Linked DNA regions of Homo sapiens: region 2 is linked to region 1. A link is a contact called in ENCODE Hi-C data. All regions are on one chromosome and are shown on one strand. The core of a region is the stretch at or near the end of the contact, and the rest is flanking DNA. Distances in the headings are between cores, read along the strand shown.

Region 1 (6,076 bases), core at 2,475-4,974:
CACTTCAAAGTAAACTCTATGCACTCAAATCCTTGTCTTAGGGTGTCCTTTTGGAAAATCCCAACCTAAGACAAGGTAGGATTGTGAGCATTAATGGTCTGAACTCTGGGGTACAACCACCTGTCTTTGAATTCTGCTTCAAGAGTCAGTGAGAAGTTATTTAGCCTTTCTGAGCCTCAGTTTCTTCATTTGTAAAGTAGGGCCAGTAATGACAGTACCTGACCCAACAGAGGCATGAGATAAACCACAGAGATAGACAGGGTCCTGTCCCTCTCTGGCCACTTACCCTACTTCAGTTTGTTCCAAAACTCCCTTCACCCAGTTCACCTTGGGGATTCCATTATTTGTTGATTTGCACATTGTCTTCTTCACATAGACTGTCCCCACCTCATCTAGATGATCAATGTTGTGAGTGGGGGTCTCTGTCACTCTTGTTCACTGCTGTTTCTCAGGACCATGGACAGCGCCAAGCCCACTCTACTTTCCCAGCATGATCAGATCTCTCATTGCTCTCTCAGTGGCCCCCACGAGTGCTTTACCCATTCCTGGCTCTGATTTTGCTCTAGCACACTTCCTAGCACCTTGGATTCCTGTTCTATCCAACTCTATCCTTTTTTTTTTACTTTTTTTTTTTTTTTTTTTTGAGACGCAGTCTCGCTCTGTTGCCCAGGCCGGAGTGCAGTGGCGCCATCTCGGCTCACTGCAAGCTCCGCCTCCCGGGTTCACGCCATTCTCCTGCCTCAGCCTCCCGAGTAGCTGGGACTACAGGCGCCCGCCACAGCGTCCGGCTAATTTTTTGTATTTTTAGTAGAGACGGGGTTTCGCTGTGTTAGCCAGGAAGGTCTCGATCTCCTGACCTCGTGATCCACCCGCCTCGGCCTCCCAAAGTGCTGGGATTACAGGCGTGAACCACCGCGCCTGGCCCAACTCTATTCATTCTTTATAGCTCAGGAAGTGATCTCACTCTTGGTCATGGCTGACTGGATCTGGGATCAAGGCCTGAACCAAAATCATCCGCCTGTAGGCTGATGGGAAGCCTGTGAGTTGGCCTGGGTTGGGGGTTCAACCCCAGCCTAGCAACAATAAGTCACTGGTATTGAGCACATTCTGCACACCAGGCACAGCACTGAGCACTCCACCACACAATCTTCCTAACTCACAGCTGTCCTTTGAGGCTGGTGCTGTTATTATCATGCCTCATTTCATAGATGTGAAAACAGACTTGGGGAGCTTACACAACTTGCCTGATGTTAGGATTTGAATCAGATCTGTCTGACTCCAGAGCAGTCTCTAGGAATGCCTCCCTATCTTCTCCTTTGGGGTGGTAATTAACTAAAGCTCTCCATTCCTCCTTCTTGAACCATGAAGTTCGTAGTGCCCCTGCCCGCAAATGTGTGTATGTGTGCGTGTGTGTGTGTGTGTGTGTGTATGTGTGCATGAAAGAAAGAGAGAGAGAGAAAGAGACACTCAGGGAATGGGGAAGAGCAGATGTGGCCAAAAAGTGAGGTAAGAAGGCTGGAAGCTGAAGCCAGAGGTGAATAGATGTCTTAAGAGCAGGGACAAAGAGCTGAGAAAAGAGGAGCAACAGAAAGGAAAGATCTGAGCTATGGGGATGGTGCCTATGGGGATGGTCCAAGCCTTGCCCCATGACTGTGACCTTTCGATCTCTCACTGGGCACCCAGCAAGTGCCAGGCACCAACACTGAGCAAAGCTCTCATTCTCCACAAGGCCTGGCCCAGCAGCAGCTGGGATGGTTTCTCATCCCTTGAGGAACCCCAGAGCATATATTCTCTGCCATCTGAGTAGCCACCCACGTGGCTACTCCCAATATCATCATCACGCTGAACTCTTCCATGACATCAGCCCAATAATGGGTACCTCCATCCCCCCGACCTTGTGACAACATTTCATAGATGTCTTCTCCACACCACTCATACCACCTGCATCGGCACCATCATTAATTTCTTCCTTCATCTGGCAAATATGTATGGAGCCTCTATTATGTGCCAGGTACTCTTCTAGCCACTGGGGACACAGCAGTGAACAAAATCAAGTGTCAGCTCTCGGAGTCTTCCATTCATCCCATTCATCATCCTCACTACTCCCTCCATGACCTTGACTGCCAGCACCATTACCATCACTATAATATCATCAACCATTGTTTCCTGAGCACTTCGCTTGGAGCTGAGCACATAAAAAAGTTACCCCATCCTTGCAGCCCATGTTCTGCTTCCTATCTTCTCATCAGTACAGAGGGAAATCCCTCCTTACACAGACACGCCTCCAGTTTCCCGCAGAGTGTAGCCCCCCAAAGCCCAATGGGTGGAGGAGGGCTGTCTGACCTGCTTGGAAATTCTTTTAGTGTAAAAAGGAGCTGATGCTTCATCCCGAGACAGCTGCATTTCCCCAGAGCAGGAAATGAAATAACACAAAGACTGTGGCTCTCTCAAATAAAAAAAAAAATGCCCATGAGATGCCAGAAAGGGACTGGGGAGAACACTGTGGCTTGTGCTGGGGTCTGGCAGCCTCTGCCCACAAGCAGCATCTCGGCAAGAGCCCCTTAAAGAGTAACTGATAGAGTAATAAGGGAGCATGGGTTGGGGGGAACAGATGATCCTTAATTCTCTGGCTGCAAATGAGTTCATCTATTCACCCACGTGGCTCCTGTTTCCCCTCCTCCCCCTGCCCAGCATCAGGCTTCCTTCTAACCTGGCATTCCATATTACAGAGGGCTCCATCAGCCCCTAGGGCTGGGATTTATTTAAATGGTGAGTGAGCTGTGTGGCCAAAGCCCGTGTTAAGCAATGTTTATTACAATCAATAAATCATGGTCTCGTATCTGATCCAGAGACGGAAATAGCTCGTGAGCCCAGGATGCAAGGGAGAGTGAGGTTAGCACAGCCCGAGATAAGACAGACTCAATCGAGGTCAGTCTCTCCACCCTGGCTGCAGGTGGCTGGGTGCTCTAGAGCTCTGGTCTCCTCTCCTGACATTTCCTCTCCCACCTACCCCTTTGAGAAACCTCCCCCAGGGTCTGCCTTGTCTCCACATGAGAGAAGGCTGACCTGGGAGCAGAGGCACGGCTTGGAGAGCCAGGTGGGCTCCTCAGGAGCAGCAGGATTTGGGTGAGAAAATTGCCGAGTCTCCTTTGGTGACTTCTTTCCTGGTGGGTGGAAGGGTAGCTCCATACCCTGCCACTCTGGAAAGGAAGCAGGGTAGTTAGGAGACAACTTGAAATGCCCAAATCTGCAAGTCTGCAGCTTGGAAGGAGAGGAGCACTAAGGAGGGGTAGATTCATTTAGTTTTAAGAGCACAGTTTTGGTATCACCAAGAGCCAGTTGGGTTCAAATCCCAGCTTCACCACTTCCTTCCATTAGTTACCTAACCTCTCTGTGTAAATTGGAGGAAAGAATATGACCTTCTTTATAGGGTTATTTAGGAGAAATGCAAGGAGTTGGTGTGGGTAGGAGTACTTCACACCGGGGCTGGTATATGGTTTCTTCTCAATAGATGGCACTTGCTGTGGTAGGCTGAATATGCTCCCCCACAAAATGTCCTTGTCGTAATTCCCAGAACCTGCAAATGTCACTTTTATGGCAAAAGGGACTCTGCAGAATCATGAAGGATCTTGGGATGAGGACATTATCCTGGATTATTCCAGCGGGCTCTGTGTAGTCACAATGGGTCCTGGAAGAGAACACAAGAGAATAGAGAATTCAGTGTGAGAAGAAGGCCATGCAACACGAGAGGCAGAATCAGAGAGAGAAGATGCCATGCTGATGGCTTCGAAAATGAAAAAAGGGTCCTGAGTCAAAGAATACAAGTGGATTCTAGGAGCTAGGAAAGTCAGGAAACAGGCTGTGCTCTGGAGCCTCCATAAAAAACCAGTCATGTGAACACCTTGGTGTTAGCCCGTAAGCCTCACGTCAAACTTCTGGCTTCTAGAACTGCAGGAAAAGCAATTTGTGTTGATTTAGCCGGTGAATTTGTGATAATTTTTAAAAGGATCAAGATGGAAAGTAATGTATCTAGGAAGACCATGGTGCTGATGATGCCAGGGCCAGCTTCTCAGATGTCTCCCAGAATCCCTCAGGTCATACATGGAACCCCACCCATCTTCTTGGAAGGAGGAAACCAGGCTAGAGAACGTTCTACATGTGCCTACTTGGCATTACCAGCTCAGAGAAGTGGGAATGTGGAGCTTCACACAGATTTCTGATGCCCATGAAAGTGGTGGTCAAACCCTTTGTGGTCCCAGTCTCATGGGTCACCACAAGCTTATCAAGCAGAGCTTAATTCATGGAGTTTGTTTAGTCAATAGATGCCCTTATACTGGCTGAGGGGTGGCCAGTTGATGCATAGAGAGGGAGGAAAGGCAAGAGCAAATTCTGGGGGAAGCTAAATGTTGTGCAGGCAATTAGGAGTGAGGACTTGGCAGGACCAATCGTCAATACAGAGAACTGGACAATGGCTTGATAATAGGGTGAGGTAGGAGACCCCTTACCTGGGTCGAAGGTCAGGGCAAGCCTTCCTTGATGAAGGGACAGCTGAGCTGGTCCAGGGCTCCTTACAATGCTCCTGGCTAGGAGTAGGATTGGCCCTAGGCCTCAAGGTCTGGGGCAACCTACGACAGCATCTGTGAGCAAAAACCACCCAGGGACCCAGGGAGATGGACTAAGGGACAGTGACAGTGGGAAGTTTCTCTTCCTTCAAATCATGTTCTCCTTTGGACAGATGCATGGGCTCGATCTCTGGATCTACTCTGAAAAGGGAGGGGCTCCTACTCCCCAGTGAGACAGATGAGCCACCCCCAGCAGTGACTCAGGCTGCTGGAAGCAGTGGGTGGCAGTTTCCTTTTCCTTTGTCTTTTTCCTAGGCGGGGCTGCCAGCTCTCCCGGAGGCTCCTTGCCTAGCCCAGAAGGACTGATGGGAGGAGTGGGAGATGGCAGGTGATGTTGGAGATGGGTGCTGGAACTGCCTCAGGGGAGATGCTGGGGAAGACGGGGAAGAGGTGTCGCCAGCTTGGATGATTCTGAGGTCTCCTCTAGTGGTTCTCTAATGCCCACACCTGAACTAGATATAGCAGAATCACCTGGGGAGCTTGTCTACAGAGCGCGCTCCGGAGACCTCCTGCAACAGATTCCCACTCAGTGGTCTGGGATGGGACTTGACTTTGCATTTTTAGGGAGTAGGTTTGGGAGCCACCAGTTTGCATACTGGTTTCAGACAAGCAATGTCCACAAGGCCCCAACAGGCTTGGAGAAAAGAGAGAGGGGGAATAGGAAAAGCAGGATGAAGACAAAGGGAGAGAGGGCAAAGCCAGAGTAGAGGAGCAGAAAAGGCAATGAGTTGAGCACTCACTATTCATGGAGGGCTCTCTAGGCACCAGGCTCATTTGTTCCTCCCTGGAACCCTTCGAGTTCAGTATTGGTATTTCCATTATTCTGTTGAGGATAATGAGGCCCAGGGAGGTTATGTGACTTGCTTAAGGCCAACAGATAATGGATTGGAATTTGACCACTGCATACTATCCATATTTGTGGTCATTGTGCTTACAGAACAGCCCCTTGAGGACTTGTGTCGCCTAAGTTGAATGACAGGGAAGAAACAAAAATGATTGTGTTCTTGGGTCTCTGGAGAAGAAACAACTTCCCAGATGGAAAGCAGAGGCTTCTGTGGTGGCCCCTGGTCCTCATCCTAACCCTAGGCTTTAGTGACTTACCCAGGAGTGAGTTCTTACGGTCCAAAACAGAGCACCTCAGGGATTTGAAAGAGCCTGACCGTCTCCCCAACCTCCCAGGCCCACTCCGTCTCTAGCAGGCACCCAGCCCCTGCCTGGGGCAATCCCCTCTGGCCTTCCCATGAGCCCCCGGCCAGCTCCTGCTCCAGCTCTTGGTTCAGGTCACAGCTGCATCTCTTACAATGGCCCTGGACCTCTGGATTTGGCTTCGGGAGTGGCTCTTCCCCAAGTGCTTCTGGCTCTTTCCCCCAAACTTTGCTTCCAACTCACTCAACAGGCTTGTTCTATTTCAAATGGTGAGCCCATCAGCAACCCTAACTGCATATCAGTGCAGA
Region 2 (6,076 bases), core at 2,671-5,170, 790 kb after region 1:
TCCTCTGAGCCTGCTCCATCCACACCCTCCCCCATCTTGGCTGGTGATGAATCCATCATTCCAGTGACTCAGGGCAAAAACTCTGGAGTCGTCCTTGACTCTTCTTTCGCACACAGGTCACACTGGATCCATCAGCAAATCCTCTTGGCTCTACCTTTAAAATGTATCCATCCAGTGCCTACCAGCTCCCCACTCCCTCCTGTCCAGCCACCATCATCCCCGGCCTGCACTGCAACATTACCCATCCACCTTTCCCCTATAGTCTATGCTTAACATGGCAGCCCAGTGACCCTGCTCACACACATGTCAGGTCACTTTACTCCTCTTCTCAGAACTCCTCAACAGCTCCTAACGTCACCCAGGAAAAGCCAGTCCTTGAATGGCCCCTAAGGGCTCCGTCATTTATCTGCACAACTCTCGCCTGTCTGATTTCATCTCCTTCTCCTCTCCCTCTGGTTCCAGTTCTGCTCATCTAGTTCCGCAAACATACCAGGCACCTCCTGGCCTTGGCACTTGCTAACCCCTCTTCTTGGAATGTTCTTCTGCTAGGTCCCTCATGGCTCCCTCACTCCTTCACCTCCCTCAAGTCTTCGCCCAATTGTCAGTGACACCCACCTGACCACCCTGTTGAAAATTGCAATCTCCTTCTACCAACTCCTCCTTTCCACTGACATGCCAGACACCCCCACCCTGCCCACATTTTTATTTTATTCATTGCACTTCTCACCTCTAACATCCTGCATCACCTATTATTGTTTACATTTATTTTCTGTCTCTCTCCACTAGAAGAGAAACTCCATGAGGGCGATGATTTCTAAGTTGTTGCCAGCTGTATCCCAGCACCTACAACAGTACCTGGCACATAGTAGGTGCTCAATAAATATCTGTTACATGAATGAAAGAATGAATTCAGTCCTCAGCTAGATGCTTCATGTAAAAGTACTAACATTAAACAGTAACAATCACAATATTTGTGACTACCTACTGTGTGCCAAGTCTTTTGCTAGCTGATCTTTAATGAATATATAGCCTGTACCAGTACTGCACTTGGCACTTTCAATCATGATTATGATAATAGTTATAATAATAGTAGTAATACAAATCACCCTTTTGTGAGGACCTACTACGAGGCAGACCTTGTGCTAGGCAGCTGTACAGAATAATACTAAGCACTTCAAGTTTTTATTCCTGTGCAAGATGCTTTATAAAACAACATTATTTACTACCTACTGTGTGCCAGAAATTTACACAGGTTGAACACTAACCTTCAGACAGTCCTGGGATGGAACGCTTATCATCCCACTTTACAGGTGAGGAAACTGAGGCTAGAAGAGTCAAGAGATTTGCCAAAGGCTTCACTGTGGCCAAGGCTCGGTGCCAAGTTGCACAACCAGATCTGCCCGCTTCCAAAGCCTGAGCCCTTACTCCATAAGCTGGGCTACCTTCTCAAGATTTGGGCTGATGTCCTGACCCTGCTTCTGGTCCTATCATCACCTCCCATGATTGATGGAGGAAGTGGCTTCTGAGGCCTCTAGACAGCCATTCCTCTGCCCCCCTCCCCAGGTCCTTCTCCAGGGCCCAGGGGCCTCACCTGTGGAAGGAGAAATAGGGAGAGGAAGTTGGCCACAGTCATGACAGACTCGGAGTTGTCAGGGCCAATGACAGCCACCACACGGGAAATGTAGTTACTGTAGTCCTCTTGGATGGGAAGGAGGTTGTCCTCGTGTGCCAGGAAGTAGAGCACCGGCTGGACATTGTTGGAGATGTAGCACACATCCACGATCTCATAGCCCAGCAGCACACCAGGCAGCAGGCTGCTGTCATTGTTGATCTCCTCCACCGCAAAGCGCATGGCCTGCATGAGGTTGTAGCCTATCACCTTCACTTCATACCTGGAGGGGCCACAGCATCATGAGGTGGAAGCAGATCCAGAATGAGGAAGGAAGAGATAAGAGAACCAGCCCACTCCTCCTTCCTGCCACAGGAAAGCCAAGGCATTGACTGAGAAGAGCCACTCCAGAAGACTCGGGCATTTTCACCATGTCATTGTCACCATACCACATCTCTAGGGTCACCATTGCCCATATGGCCACCACTGATACTGTTATCCATGTGGCCATCATCACTACTATCCCTATAACCTCCATCACCACTCTACCAATGTCCACCAATGTGACCATCATTATCCACTAAGACTTCCATCACCACCATCACCACTATCACCATCATCACCCACTACCCATATTACCAATATCACCACCAGGGCCATCACTGTCACCACAACCTTGTGACCATCATCACCACCATCATCACCGTCACCACCATCACTATCAGCACGACCATTATCACAGCCATCATCACCACCATCACCACCACCATTTCCACCATCACCACCACCAACATCATCATCACTACCATCACCAACGCCATCAGTAACACCCTCACCACCATCACCATCATCAGCACCATCATTATCAGCATCACCATCATCACCACCCCCATCACCATCATCACTACCATCACCAACGTCATCACTAACACCATCAGCACCATCATCAGCATCACTACGATCACCACCATCACCAACACCATCACTAACACCATCACCAGCATCACTACCATCGCCATCATCACCAACACCATCACCACCATCAGCACCATCTTCAGCATCACTATCATCACCACCAACACCATCATCACTACCATCACCATCATCACCAACACTATCGTTAAAACCATCACCATCATCAACGCAACCATCACCATTATCACTACCAGCACCATCACTGCCAACACTATTACCACCACTGCCATCATCATCACTACCATCACCATCATCACCACCATTACCACTATCATCATCATCATCACCATCATACTTTTTATCATTGTCATCATCACCAGTATTACTGTTATCAACATTATCAGCATCACCACCATTACTTTCATCACAACTATCACCATCATTATACACCCCACCATGATCACAAGCATTAGAAAACCCAGCATCATGCCTGGTGCCATCACCTTCACCATTCTCAAGCCAGCATATAATCTTCCCCAGTGTCATAAATGATGCATTTCTCATACTCAACCCTTAATCATCTTTTGCACTGTTCTTCCTTTCTCCTTGTCTCCCGCAATACCTTCACCCTCTCTGCAAGAGGTCACTCTTTTTTAGTCCCAGGCTGGCTCCATGTCCTTCGTGCTTGCATGCAGATGCACACAGCCCCCACAATCTCCAAGTGATGCTGCCACCCCAAGGGGCTCAGGGAGGAGGTGGGGGAAGAGGAACTTCCCTCTCGGCCCAAAAGCACCCCTACCCACCACAGAACCTGCTACAGAAAAATCACATTCTGCCTCCCAAAGGTTTTCAGAATGGGCTTTGACATGGACCCATTGGGAGTCCCCCAGTTGCCAAAGTGGGTGGGAGCAGTCTTGATGGCCTCTAAGAGCCCTCTAGGCTCAAACATTCTGTAACTCTATTTAAAAAAAATGGCACTGAGATGACCCCAGTCTCAGTGTTTCAGAGCACAGTCGCCAAAGATTTTGGTAACCCATATTATACGGGGCCTCCCTGAGGACTAGGGGCATGGATCCAGAATAAGGGGGTTGGCAATGAATGGGGAGGAGTGCTTTAAGCCCTTGGTCCTGGTCTGGCTCCCAAGGACCCACAGGACCAGGCCTGGCCTCCCACCCCATCCCCACTGCCACTTCCAGCCCCACACTGGAGACTCACTCCTTGCACATGGGCACCTGCAGGAAGTTAAGGTGAACAATGCCCTTCATGTTGGCATGGAGGGAGAAGAGGCCACCCAGGAGGTAATCCCCAGGCAGGTAGAAGTCCGAGTTCTCAGCCGGCTCAGCCAGGACCCATAGGAGGAAGAACAGGGAGGAGATGGTCTTTGCCCTGGGCCCCATGGCTGGGAAGTGATGGTCTCAGGAGGTAGTCCTGCCTCACTGGAGAATTGGCAGCTTGACACCAGGGTATTTGCACAGACATTTACATAGCGATGGTCCTGCCACCGACTGTGGGGCACCTGGAGCAGGTGGAGAGGTTTGGGGGCCCAGAGGGAGGAAAGGAGGGTGGAATTATGATGATTCTTTCTTAGAGCATAGAGGGGCTAGGTGGTCTAGGGGAACCCTATTTGGAAAGAGAGAGCATCCTGATAACTTGGCCATGCCCTGGCCTTCTGCCACTTGTCCAAGGACAAGTCTCATCTTCCTGACATTTCAAATATTTCAGGAGTAAAGGACATAAGTGCTGTCAGGAAACAGAGTACTGTGGCCAAAAGAGCCCAAGCTCTGGAGTCCAGCCAAGTTAGGCCAGGCATGTAGTGATGTATAGGTGTGGAGAAAGTGGTAGCCATTGTCAATAAGAACCAGGCATCATGCTGGTGTCGCGGTTCATCATCTCATATAATGGTTGCAGTAACCGGGACTATTACTAACCCCATTTCAAAGATGAAGAAATGGAGGCACTGAGAAATTAAGAAATCCAGCCCAGGCTTCCTGACTAGCAGAGCTGAGATTCAAACCACATGGTCTGACTCCGGGGCTGGGTCCTTCATCGCTACATCACATTACATCACAAAATTAGTGCTTTTGATAAAAAAAAAAAAAAAAAAAAAACCCAGCGGTGTCAAAGAGGGTGGGGGAAGGAGGGAAGGGAGGGGTGGTCTCACTCCCTCTGAAGGCTGCCATCAGTCAGCCTAGCAACACCCACTCTGGGTCCCCGACCCCTTGGACCCCACACCAAAGGGCAGGGTTGTTGGCAAAACAGAAAGTTGAAAATTCCTAAATTCAAAGGTGAATACGCCCAAGGAGTCAGAAGCGGGGAGGTGGCTCCAGTGAATTAGGGACCCATTTGAATCAGAGACCCCTGTCCATTTAGTGCTGTTTTGCTCCTTTCCAGGCCTACCAACATGTGGCCGAGCCCTAGGGAACCTGCCACACACCACATGGCTGGAATGGGTCTGTCACAGGCACATACCCGGCTGCTGCGCTCCATGGTTCTGATGGGCAGAGGCTTCAAGGTAGAAAAAGGTGATCAAAAACCCCATGATCGGCTGGGCACGGTGGCTTACGCCTGTAATCCCAGCACTTTGGGAGGCCGAGACAGGAAGATCATCTGAGCTCAAGAGTTTGAGACCACCTTGGGCAACGTGGTGAAACCCGGTCTCTACTAAAAATACAAAAAATTAGCTGGGTATGGTGGCACACACTGTAATCCCAGCTACTCGAGAGGCTGAGGCACAAGAATCGAGAATCGCTTGAGCCTAGGAGGCAGAGGTTGCAGTGAGCTGAGGTCATGCCACTGCACTCCAGCTTGGGCTACAGAGTGAGACTCCATCTCAAAAAATAAAAAATAAAAACAAATAAAAACATGCTCTCTCCTGCCCCACCCCAGCCAAGCCCTGCTCCTCCTTCAGGGCCCAGTCTGAGCTTCTCCTCCTCCTAGGAACCACTCCTGCCCCCAGTTCAAGGGAACCTCCCCGGCTCTGAGCAGCAACAAGCCTCCTGTCTGCGTCATCGCTGGGCACTGGCTACCAGCCTTACACCGTTAACCGGATCCTGCTGCGTGTGTCCACTCTACTTGAGGACCCTTGAAACCACGTGACGTGGACCCACCTGGATTTGACATCAGCTGTTTGCTGGATGAGCATGGGCAGGTTCCTTAATCTCTCTGAGGCTCTGTTTCTTCCCCGTTGAAACAAGGATAACAATTTCAGCCTCATGGACTTGGTGTGGGAATTAAGTTAAATAAAACTGGGGGGTGTGGAGCAGGCTTGGAGAAAGGTGAGTTTGCCAAAGTGCGAGGTTGTTTCTTTTTACAACGAAATCAACTGCCGCAGGGGGCACCGTGGGCTCCATGACCAGCTGAAATTGCCCCTTTGTGTCCCAAAGCCTCTCGAAGTTACCCTGAAGGATGTTGGATGTCTTTAGCTACTGCAGAGCCGAAGTGGCGCCTCCTCCCCTGCCCCTGACCTCTCCTGGGACGGGGTCATCCCGTGGGCCTGTAAGCCAACAAGGGGAGGCCTCCTGGTGCTGCAGGAAGAGGCAGAATTGGCTGTGT

Evidence for each region. A loop is a pair of places that touch in the nucleus more often than their neighbours do.
Region 2: a map of ascending aorta shows a loop between it and region 1 (5-fold over the local background). The contact joins the promoter of TAS1R2 here to the promoter of LINC01654 in region 1. A Hi-C loop is called at or near these places in 1 of 168 maps with a recorded cell type or tissue (ascending aorta).

Annotation. Positions count from the first base shown.
Region 1 is chr1:18,061,933-18,068,008 of GRCh38, forward strand. LINC01654 (long intergenic non-protein coding RNA 1654) reads left to right here and starts at 3,725. Exons shown (of 3, transcript NR_125946.1): 1 at 3,725-3,915.
Region 2 is chr1:18,855,740-18,861,815 of GRCh38, forward strand. TAS1R2 (taste 1 receptor member 2) reads right to left here and starts at 3,921. Exons shown (of 6, transcript NM_152232.6): 1 at 3,740-3,921; 2 at 1,592-1,892. The coding sequence starts at 3,921.